Regions from separate parts of the Homo sapiens genome. Here region 1 is linked to region 2. The links are chromatin contacts, found by Hi-C or POLR2A ChIA-PET in ENCODE. All regions are on one chromosome and are shown on one strand. Each heading gives the region's core, a stretch centred on a gene start or an enhancer-like site at or near the end of the contact. The rest is flanking DNA. Distances are from core to core; before and after follow the strand shown. Region 1 has its middle 150 kb from the start of VANGL1. Region 2 holds the start of CASQ2 (calsequestrin 2).

Region 1 (5,287 bases), core at 967-3,466, 270 kb after region 2:
AGGTACTGTTATCTGCACTTTTTCAGATGAGGAAACAAAAGTTTGGAAACTTGCCAAATGTTCTATGGCCAATTAAAGGCAGAATCAGGATTTAAACCAGAGCCCATCCTATCCTGCGCTGTGTTCTGAAGCACTACTGAGGCTGCCCATTAAAGAACTTGGGGAAAGTAGAGGGATGGATAGGTGGGGGTGTGAATGAAGATGGGGCTGTAAGAGTATGCAGGGGCCAAATCATAAAGACCTTTGTGTTTTTTTCCTAGAGAAAGTTTCAGTTCTTATAAATAGCTTGCAAGCATAAAATGTATATAGTAATTATATTAACCCAAGGATAAAGAAAAGGAAACATGAGATGAGTCCCTAAAAACTCCATTTCTCAGAAATGTAATCAGAATAGCTGTAGGTTAAGGCCTAATGTAAGAAATAACTTATTTTTCCATCAAAGCACAACTGAAAATAACCAAGAATAATATGATGTTGGCTTCACATTTTTCCATTTGTATTGAGCAAGGATATTTTGGGGCATCTTATGGAAAATATAACTTCAAGGGTTAAGAGAGCATTCATCAGGCATCTCAGCAAATTGTGAGCCAACATATGAGGAATCTGTGCATGTGCAAGGCTAAGTCCCCAGCACACAGTCCTGGCTGAGTGACCCAGAGGAAGGAAAGGCCATACTGTACAGTCTTGGGGTTCAGACTGTCCAGGCATGTTCAGAGAGTGAGCACTGAGGGGTGAGGGAGGAAAAAGGGATCTCTGCTTTTGAGGGGCTGAGGCAGAATCTTAGAGGATGGAACACATGGAAAGAAGATGCTGAGGTCCTGGAGCCCAAGGACAAGGAGGCTTCAGCAGAGTGAGGCTGCTCCTGAGAACAGCAAGGCTGTGTGCTCTCACACCGACCTCCAGCTGGCCACCCACTCCTGTCTCTGCCCACTCCCCCAGGGAATTTACCAGAGCCTGGAGGAGTGACCATGAGGAGGTCGTGCTTTATGGCCTAGTAATGGAGGGTAACCAGGTTGGGCAGGGGTCTGTTCACAAGTATAGCCCAGCAGTGGTGGTCAGAGACATGCCAGCAATGACACGGGAGACCAAGGATGGTCAAGCTAAGCAGTACAGAGGCCTGCGGTGCCCCAGGTGCTGACACACTGGTCCAGAAGGGGCAGTGGACATCACTGCCTATGAAAACCTGGGTTGAAAGTGGTACATTTTCCCCACCAGGGACACAGCTGCTTTGCGTTTAGGACCCTTACAGAGCTTGCCCTATATGTCTCTCCCTTTGGCCGGCTCTGATTTGTATTCTTTTCCTACAATAAAAGTGTAACTGTAAGTAGAACTCCTGAGTTCAGTGAGTTGTTCTAGCAAATTATCAGACCTGAGAGTGTAGTGGGAACCCCTTAATTTGAAACCAGCTGGTCAGAAGAGAGGGTGGTCTGGGGACCCCAGAGCCTGTGACTGGTGGACTGAGGAAGACCACTTCCTAGACCAGTATTGCTGCCAGCAATCTAGACCAGCACAGTGGCCTAACCTAATGTCCCTCACCAAGGTGGAAATGTTTGGCTGTAAGTGGAGAGAAGGAGTAGATGGGGGTAAAGAAATAAATAAACAGGTTATATAATGAGGGAAATCTAATATTACATTAATATATTGAGAAGACTGGAGCAAAAGGTGGTACTGTCTCAGGTTAGTTATTCCAGGTGCCTGAAAGGGTGAAGCCATGTACTGTGGAGACCACTCCTTTTTTTTGGAGCCTGATGAGGCTGAATGGAAGCCTGCAAACCTGAGTGGCCTTGTTCTGGGAGACATTTGGGTCATATGATATGATGATAGACTGGACTAATTATTAATGACTGAATGAAACTCTAGTAATGTGCTCATATCTAGACTCTTATTTTTCAGGTGACACCTACCATACTGCAATATGGTAGAACACCGGCATTGTTATGAAGATTCTGTTGGCTGATATTAATGGTCAAACGTATTGGGAAATCGAGTTAGGTATCCTATCCCTCCACCACACTGGCTCCTGCAAATCTTAGGCATATATAAGAACCATGTCCAAAGGCTAGGAGTGCCCTGTATAGAGCAGAATTAACTTTACCAGCCTCTGTCCAGTTCCTGGGAGGTAACTAAACCCTCGGAATTTCCTGGGTGATTGGAGTGTCTGCCCATCCCCTTGAGTCTGAGTCACTTGTTATGCTTCAGTGACTGGAATTTATCTTTATCTGGATCTAGACGTTTTTTTGAGTGGGGGCAGTGCTGAAGGTGAAACTCTTTTTATTTCAAACCAACAGGCCTATTGACTGATTAGGAGAGGAAGGAGTTGATGATTTGTTTTGGGTAGAAACAGGCACAGTGGATGTGCTCCTGTGGGTGGGTGGGTGCATGGGGTCAGAGGGCCTGGGAGAGGGTTGGCTGGGGGAGGGGGAAAGGGAGAGGGCCAGCACCACAGTCTTTGTCATGTAAGAGCCAGCATCACTGGCCCTCTATGGAGGGCAGGCTTCTCTCTACATTGTTCTAGGCACTGGATTTAGGGCATACCAGGGCCCCAAAGACTCAGGGCCCTATGGACATAACCAGACATCAAATCAAGGTTGAAGATGGTCAGAGCCCTTCCTCTTAGGGGTCTTCACCTCTTACTGAGGCCCAGGTGAGTTAAGGCCAAGAAGAAAGCAGAAAGGCAGAGGGTCTGTGAGATGGGTTCAAGCAAGAAGGGAGGGCAGAACTGGCGGCAGGGCCTCCAGGCTGTTCTGTGTCCCAGCTGGTTGAGGCCATCTCTCCAGTCCTGAAGCAGCACTGCCAAAACTAGTCCCATGAACTTGACATCTGTGGGTCTCAGTTTCTGAGTTTATACAAGGAGCAAGGTTGGTCTGTTTTGGCTCTAAGATTGTCCGATTTGATCTCATACAACTCTAGACACTCTGCCTTAAAAGTGGGGACCAGACTGAGCAGGTTGGGGCACAGGAGAACTTCCAATAAGCTGGAGGCGGGCTGGGGTGTCCTGTGGGCTTGTGGCCTCTGGACAGAGCCAGGAGCATCAGACTGGGCTGGGAACTAGGGGAACCCAATAACACATCTCCTGTGGGCTGAAGGCCCTTTGGTTTCTGGGCACCTGGGGAGAGGGGAGCTTATGGCTACTGATCTTAAAACCTCCAGAGAAACCACAGGGTAATTGAAGAAGCATGGGACATGTTTTGTAAGGAAGGAATAAAAGAATTTGAGAAGTTTTTAATCTCTGGAAAGAAAGAGACTTAGGGAGGACCTCAATGGGGTCTTTAAGCCCTGAAAGTGTAGAAACTGCTCCTCATCTGTCCCAGGGCAAAAATGAAAGGAAGTGGGCTAGCTTTGCTACTGGGGGCATTTGGGTCACCCATAGGAAGAGCTTAGATGCAAGGAAGAGGCAGTCGAGGAGAACTGATTGTGGGAGGTGAGGGTGTGGAAATAATTCTCAGAGAGCAGCACCTCTCTAATAATGACAATAATAGCAGCCATCACCGACTGCATCCAGGTCTGTCTTGTGCTATGCTGCTGAATTATATGCTACTCTCTTGGTCCATGAGCACCTACTAAGCTCCAGGAACTGTGCTAGACGCTGGGGCTATAATGATGAGCAAAACAGATCTATTTCCACAGTGCCCTGGGTGGGGTGGGGTAGGAGCTCAGCCTAATGGGTGAGTCAGAAATAAATTATGCATGTAAATGTGTGCGAGAATGTACAAACGCCATGAGAATGTGAAACAGGCGCATCTGATAGGCTTTGGGATGTTAGGAATACTCATTTGCTATATATTTGGTTTTCTTATTCCTGTTTCACTGAGGAGGAAATTGGGGCTCAGAGAGGTTAAGTCATTTGCCCAAGATTGCGTTAATGGGCAGAGGGAGCACTCAAAGATCTATCTGATCCCAGAGACTTTTCTGCCAACCACCTGACTCTAGAGACCCGGTTCAGAGGCTACACAAAGAATAAGATGGTCTGTTTTATCTTGGTGTGATTTGCAAGACTTCCAGTCTTGACACTACTTTTGCTGCCCTGTCTTGGAGCAAAGACCTGTAATCCCCCTCTCTGTGTTTCCTCAGACCATCAGCTCTCTCCCAGCCTGTCCCTTCTATACCTACGTGACCCTGCCAGGAGCACACAGCCCCTTCCCCAGGCCCTGCCAGGACCAGCACACCTGGGGGCAGCTCTTCAGATAAAGCTGGGAGCAGCATACCTGGGCAGCTCTCCAAGGGCCCAGTGTAGCCTTCAACCTTGCCGGTGCCAGGTCTGCTAAGGGCATGGCATGGCTTTGTGTGTAAGCGTTTGCACACATGTGTGTATAGCCCACCTAGAGTGCTTACTGAGATCTGTCATGAGAAAACATGTGAATGCTGATGTGCATACATGTAAAGGTGCACATATGTTCAAGCATTTTGTGGTCATCCACATTTGCGGCATGAGCCTGTGTTTGTGGGCAGGAGACTGAGCCCTCAGTCTGTGGGCCTGTGATGAGGGGGTACAGGCAGGAGACTTGGGAGCCCGTGGAAAGCAACACGAAGAGGGCAAATGGATCCTGAGGGGAGAGAAGACCCTATCTCTCTTAGGTGGGGCCTCAGGTTGTGCTTTGGGGTGTGCTGGGTGGGGTGGCTATGAAATGGAGAGCCACCCTGGGAGTGTGAGCCATCATCATTGTGATGCTGGAGAGCCCTGGGGGGTGCCCTTCCCAGGCCAAGTTAGAGCCCAGGACATAGGCTCCTGGGGCATCTGGCTGCCCAGACAGCCAGCCCTGATCTGCTGTTCATTAGTTCCCAGGATTCATAGGGCAACAACATATTGGATGCTCACCCTTTTTTATTTAATCCTAGGGACACCTGTGAGTTATAGGTTATTGTGCCAGTTATATAGATGAGGAGACAGAGGCTCAGAGAGGTTAGTTAACTTGCCCAAGGTCACACACATCAGTCAATGACAAGGCAGGAATTTGAACCTAAATTTGTTAGCCCTAAAAGCCTGTGAATTTTCCAAATTCTGCTCCGTTGACACTCCAATACCCCTCATTTTACAGCCAAAGCTGCAGAGGTGAAGGAACCTGTGCAGGGGCACCCGACTGCCCAGTGACACAGCAGGGGCTGCAAAACAGCCCCCCTACCCTCCACCTACTTCCCTTTTTCCTTCTATTTAGTTCATCACATGTGGCTTCTGCTTCCTGCTCTGGGATGGAGAGCTGGGATGCCAGGGTTCTAAGCCTGCTGTTGACATGCCTGGCAGAGAGAACCCCATCCAAGTGAGCCATGGCAAGCTGGGACCTTGGCTCCC
Region 2 (5,376 bases), core at 1,192-3,691:
AGGCGGATCACCCGAGATTGGGAGTTCAAGACCAGCCTGACCAACATGGAGAAACCTCGTATCTAATAAAAATACAAAATTAGCCAGGCGTGATGGCACGTGCCTGTAATCCCAGCTACTCGGGAGGCTGAGGCAGAAGAATGGCTTGAACCTGGGAGGCGGAGATTGTGGTGAGCCGAGATCGCGCCATTGCACTCCAGCCTGGGCGACAAGAGCGAAACTCCATCTCAAAAAAAAAAAAAAAAAAAAAAAATTAAAGTTGGTGAGCAATAAGACAGAGGAAAAACAAAAATAGGAAAATGAAAGGCAGACAGAAAATAAGCCTGGTACGTTAAATGTAAACTATGAAAACCTACCTTTTGCTGAGAGTGGGGCATGAATGTAGACCTCATATCTACCATGGATGCTTGGGGGAAACCTGATCACCACAGCATATGTCAGTGGCTGCATGTCCTCAGGGCTGGGCTGCCTGGCCCAAATCGAGTCCATGATCTAGGGGCAGGAACTTTCCACAGCTCGGGCTTTTTGTAGTAAACCAGAGTTGAAGGCTAAACTAAAGTTTAAAAAATTATTTCTTTTCCCTTATAGTTTTGTCAATTATAAGTCAGAAGGAAATTAAAAGACTCTGACTTTAAATAGCTTCCAATTTTTCAGTAACAGTTAAAAAAAACCTACTTACATATTAAGAAAAGTGGAGCAAATTCTAAATAAAGGTAACCCAGTGAGATCGAGACAACTGGGAACAGTCTGGGGAGGCTGACCTCAAAAAGACAAGACACACATTGTTTCACTCGGAAATCTTTTTCCCCTTAAATTTCCTAAAGAAAGCAGAGATCTTGCATGCTTGCCACTGACTTGGAAAGCTAAGTGCACCTTAGAATGGATATTCTTGGCTCCATCTTTTGAAAACTTAGAGACTACACCATTAGAAAGAACGGAATACCGTCAAGGGTTTTAGTGATGGGTTCTTCAAGGCCCCAACTTTCTGCACATGAGAGTGTAGCATCAAGACAACCCCTTATCAGCCTGACTCTCAGTGTAAGGCCGTCTGACTGCAGGGGAGCCTTGCTTTACTCAGAGAGGCCACGGATCTTCTCTTTGCCTTCTAGCCCCTGCAGAAGCTGTGCATGACAGAGTACTCTGTCTTTCCAAAGCTGATTTATAACTGAAGGAGAACAAAAACTTGGTCAGAATCATGAATGCCCTAGATGCCTTTGAAGAGTGGAGAGACATGACTGGACTAGGGTTGGACTGGAAGAGATGGTCAAGAAGGTACTTAAGAAAAGGGGTGTCTGCAAGGGAATCACCCAGAGTCAGAGGCAAAACAGCCAGGAGCAGCAGCTTTGAGGCAGGGTTGGATTCTTGCTCCGGCAGTTAGAAATGCTGCAAACTCAGACAAGTTGCTGTTAGCTCAGCGGTAGGATGAGCCCTGATCCCTTTTGCCCCAATTGCCTACTGGATTCAAGGAGAAAATGGACAAGAAAGGGTTCACAAACCATTCATATTAGAAACAGACAAATATCCATTATATAACCAATGTTCCACCAGCTCCAATGAGAAGTAAGTATAATAGCTACTATTTTTGAGCACCTATTTTGTGCCATGCTTTTTCATCTATGTGTTTGAAACTTTATGGTTATTATCAGCCCCACTTTACATAGAGGGGAACTGAGAATCAGAGAGGGCAAGTGACCCTCCAAAGTTCATTAGCTGTTAAAAGGCAGAGTAGGGATTTGAACTGTGAACCTTGTTTCATTTTAGTTTAATGAGGACAGGTTCTTCTGGTGTCAGCTGGGTTCAGCAGGGTGTCCCTGCACCCCTCGCCCAGTGGCTGGCAGAGGATTTTTAAGAAGAGAGGAGGGAAGGCAGAAAAAGACAGGAGTAGAACATGAAGAAGTCTACCTCGGGGCTCCATTTTGTTCCATGTTGCAGTGAGGAACAGAGGATGAACAACCACCGTGAGGGGACAGGCTGAGTTACCACCCTGGGGTGATTTAACAATTCAGTAATGTATGAGTGTCATTCCGTATGTTTGAACTCTCCATTTGCTTATTGGCACCATAGTCCCTTATCTCTCTCCCTCTCGAGTTTCTTTCTCTTCTTTGACCTTTCTAGCCTCCTTATTTCATGCGTGTACATTCTTGTCTTTTTCCTTCTGCCTCTTCCCTCTTCACCAGTCGGACAGACTGTATCAGCGAATCCCTCTACAGTGTCGTATCTAACTTTTTTATTCATTGCATGATTTATTTTTAGCCTGAAACAACTGCATCCTAAAAATGGAGTTCCTAATGAGACAGAGGCTGAGCAGAGCTATGTAAGGTATCTGGGGCTTGGCCTCCCAGCCTCCCTAGCTTGGCTGTTTTTCTACTCTCATGCGTGCGTGCGTGCGTGCGTGTGTGTGTGTGTGTGCCTCTGCTCTTTGTCCTGAGCCCACGATTCCAGAGCTGGCTGGACCCAAGGAGGTGAAGAGTCACTTTTCAGCCCCAGGAAGGGCAAAGAAGAGAGAAAATCAGCCTGTCTGCTCTCTCCTTGGCTCAACAAGGCCTCTAACAGTCTTCTGTCCTCTATTCTGCACACAGCATATTTGGGAACGAGAAACAAAAGTTTTCCCAAATGAAGAGAACTCACTTGTTTATTGTGGGGATTTATTTTCTGTCCTCTTGCAGGGCAGAAGAGGGGCTTAATTTCCCCACATATGATGGGAAGGACCGAGTGGTAAGTCTTTCCGAGAAGAACTTCAAGCAGGTTTTAAAGAAATATGACTTGCTTTGCCTCTACTACCATGAGCCGGTGTCTTCAGATAAGGTCACGCAAAAACAGTTCCAACTGAAAGAAATCGTGCTTGAGGTAAGTAACCAAAGGGCATGCTGTCTGCGCTGCCTCAGTGAGGTGCCGAGGGAATGCCTTTGGCCAGGGGTTGGGATATGGGAACGAGGATGCAGAGAATATATACTGAACTCTGCTTTATTTTGGCCTCACGTGAATCAGATGCCCTTGTCACACAGCTGGGATGTGTGAACAATGAGGGGTGGGTCCTAACTCTTCAAATGAAGAGGACCAAACGTGCTACACTACGATGGGTCTGATGTAAAGTCTTTATGGCCCCCTTGACTTTTCAAGGGCCCTTGTCCCAGCCATTGTTTCCCAGATAGAATGTAGAAACTATTGTTAAAACTGTTGGCTGAAATGAAATCCAGGGACTACTTGTGGATTTCATTCAGTGTGCCCACTTTGCTCCCTCAAATCTCCCCATGATCCTGGAGAGACCAGAGTTACTTGACCTTGCGTCTCTCTGGGGGTCAGACGGAGAATATCACTAAATGACTTTCCTCTCTCTTGTTTTGCGTCAGTCAGCATTACAGAATGTAGTTGTGTGCAGATCTTCTGAGCAGCATATTCATTTATGTGATTTTTTTTCTCAGAAAGTTCTTGGTGTGACTTTAGGGCAGAGCTGAAGTCAGTTCTTATTTTATCCGCATTACATGGCCTGCCTGTTTGTAACCTGGCACTGGGGCCCATTTTCTAATCCTTTGCGAGTGCCCCAGAAACTATTCCTGCAGCTCCTCCTGGACAGCTTAAGATGGCTTACACTTTAAGAGGGCCTGAGGGTGCCAAGAATGCTAGTGGGCACCAAGATGCCTCATCAGTCTCCACGCCTAGCCCAGGCGCAAACCTGTGAAAGGGATATTTGAGAATTACAGTTTATTAACCAGCACAATCAGAGAACTCAGGTTGATGAAATAGTTTAATAGGATTATCATATAAAACCCATGTGGATTTGAATTTTTTCAAATTGAAAAATTGACTGTAATAAAATCCAGCAAAACTATCCCAAATACATCAAAAGTATATCTCCAACCTTGGGTGCTGAATGTGGAATTTCAGTTCTCTCTGTGGGTTGCAAGAAAAGAGAAAGCAGGGATAGTTATTAAGACTTTATTTTATAGAAATGAGCAAATCACAGGCTGGAAAAGAACGAGACATAGAACTTAGCTGCTGCTTAGCACATGAAACCAACACTTACATTATATCTCCATCTCAAACTGCCATACTCAGTTATCAAGAGACATTGTTATGAAAACTTAATTGAAGGCATAAGGATTCTCCCCTATATGCTCATCGCTGTCCAGTTAGCCTAGAACTCCAAAAGAATGCCTTTGGGTGGCCAGTACAGGCAAGGACATTCATTTCTGATTCTAATTTTTTTTAAAAAAGAAATATCTTTCTATCATCCTTCTATCTATCTATCTATCTATCTATCTATCTATCTATCTATCTATCTATCTATCATCTCTAGCTCCCCCAAGTATATCTGTCCCCAAAGACTATGCAAAATCATGAACAGAAACTTCCCCTGGGCTTACCATCCCTCCAGACACCTTTGATCCAAGAGTGCCCTTTTCACAGTGGGTGCCGGCCCAGCAGAGACCGATAAGGAAAAGTTCACCACAGGAGTTAATTTGATGCCCCTCAGGCTGCTAAAGCTGGAGTGAGGCATCATTAGGAGAAAAAGAACACAGACCTTGAAGTCAGGATATCTGGATTTAAGTTCTGGCTTTGTCTCTACTAGGCACAGGACACAGGGCAAATTACGTAATTTCTCAGAGCTTCATTTTCTTATCTATAAATATGGAAAAATAGTAACTATCATGCAGCTTAAGAAATGATTAAATAATAATAATGTTGATTAAATGCTTACTAAGTGCAGGGACTGTTCTAAGCACTTGGTATGTGTTAGCTTGTTTAATCCTTACAATAATTCTATTAAGTAGGTACAGTTACCAATTCCATTTTATAGATGTGGAAACTGAAGCAGAGAGGCTAAGTTGTCCAAGGTCACACAGCTACTACAGATGAAGGCAGTTGTACGTAACACCTACACGGTACTACTCCTGAAATCAGTGCGAAAACGCCCAAGGGGCTTCTGGGTAGCCTGTTTAAGATGGTTTCAAGAGTCTTCCTTAAACAGAGTTGCTCAGCCTCTGGACCCGGGTCTGATGATGCCAGCTGTACACCAGCATGGCCGAGAAGTACATGGCCTGGAGGCGCTGCTCATGCAAAAGTGCAAACTGAGGAGGAGGCCTGGGCTCCATTAGTGAAGGTTGAGGAAGGGGCGGGCCTTTGTTGAGATACTTGTCAGGCGCAGCATCAAGGGAAAAAATGGCTCCGGGAAGTCCATGAGTGGAAAGAGCGAACATGCCTTTAAACTTTCTTCATGGTCAAAACATCTATTTTGTCCTCTTAATCCTCTAGACCCCACACTTGCACTAAGAAAAATAGTCTGTCAGCTTCCAGGGCTGTGGCTGTTAGGGGGTAGGGGGAAAAGAGGAGGCAGTTCCCAGTGTCCATCCAACAGGCAGTGTGGTCTCAGCCACG

Evidence for each region. Hi-C counts contacts between places; a loop is a spot of excess contacts on that map. ChIA-PET counts read pairs that join two places held with the same protein, here RNA polymerase II (POLR2A).
Region 1: a map of heart left ventricle shows a loop between it and region 2 (3-fold over the local background). The contact joins the enhancer-like site here to the promoter of CASQ2 in region 2. A Hi-C loop is called at or near these places in 1 of 168 maps with a recorded cell type or tissue (heart left ventricle). POLR2A ChIA-PET finds 5 or more read pairs at or near these places in 1 of 52 experiments (BJ).

Annotation. Positions count from the first base shown.
Region 1 is chr1:115,494,205-115,499,491 of GRCh38, reverse strand. No RefSeq gene overlaps it. Among named protein-coding and RNA genes, the nearest start is that of VANGL1, 150 kb to the left of the region's middle. Within about 2 kb of position 2,216, at least 3 of the 41 ENCODE cell types and tissues checked have a DNase peak (open chromatin) inside an H3K27ac peak, as active enhancers do.
Region 2 is chr1:115,765,779-115,771,154 of GRCh38, reverse strand. It overlaps CASQ2 (calsequestrin 2), which reads left to right and starts at 2,441. Exons shown (of 11, transcript NM_001232.4): 1 at 2,441-2,847. The coding sequence starts at 2,614.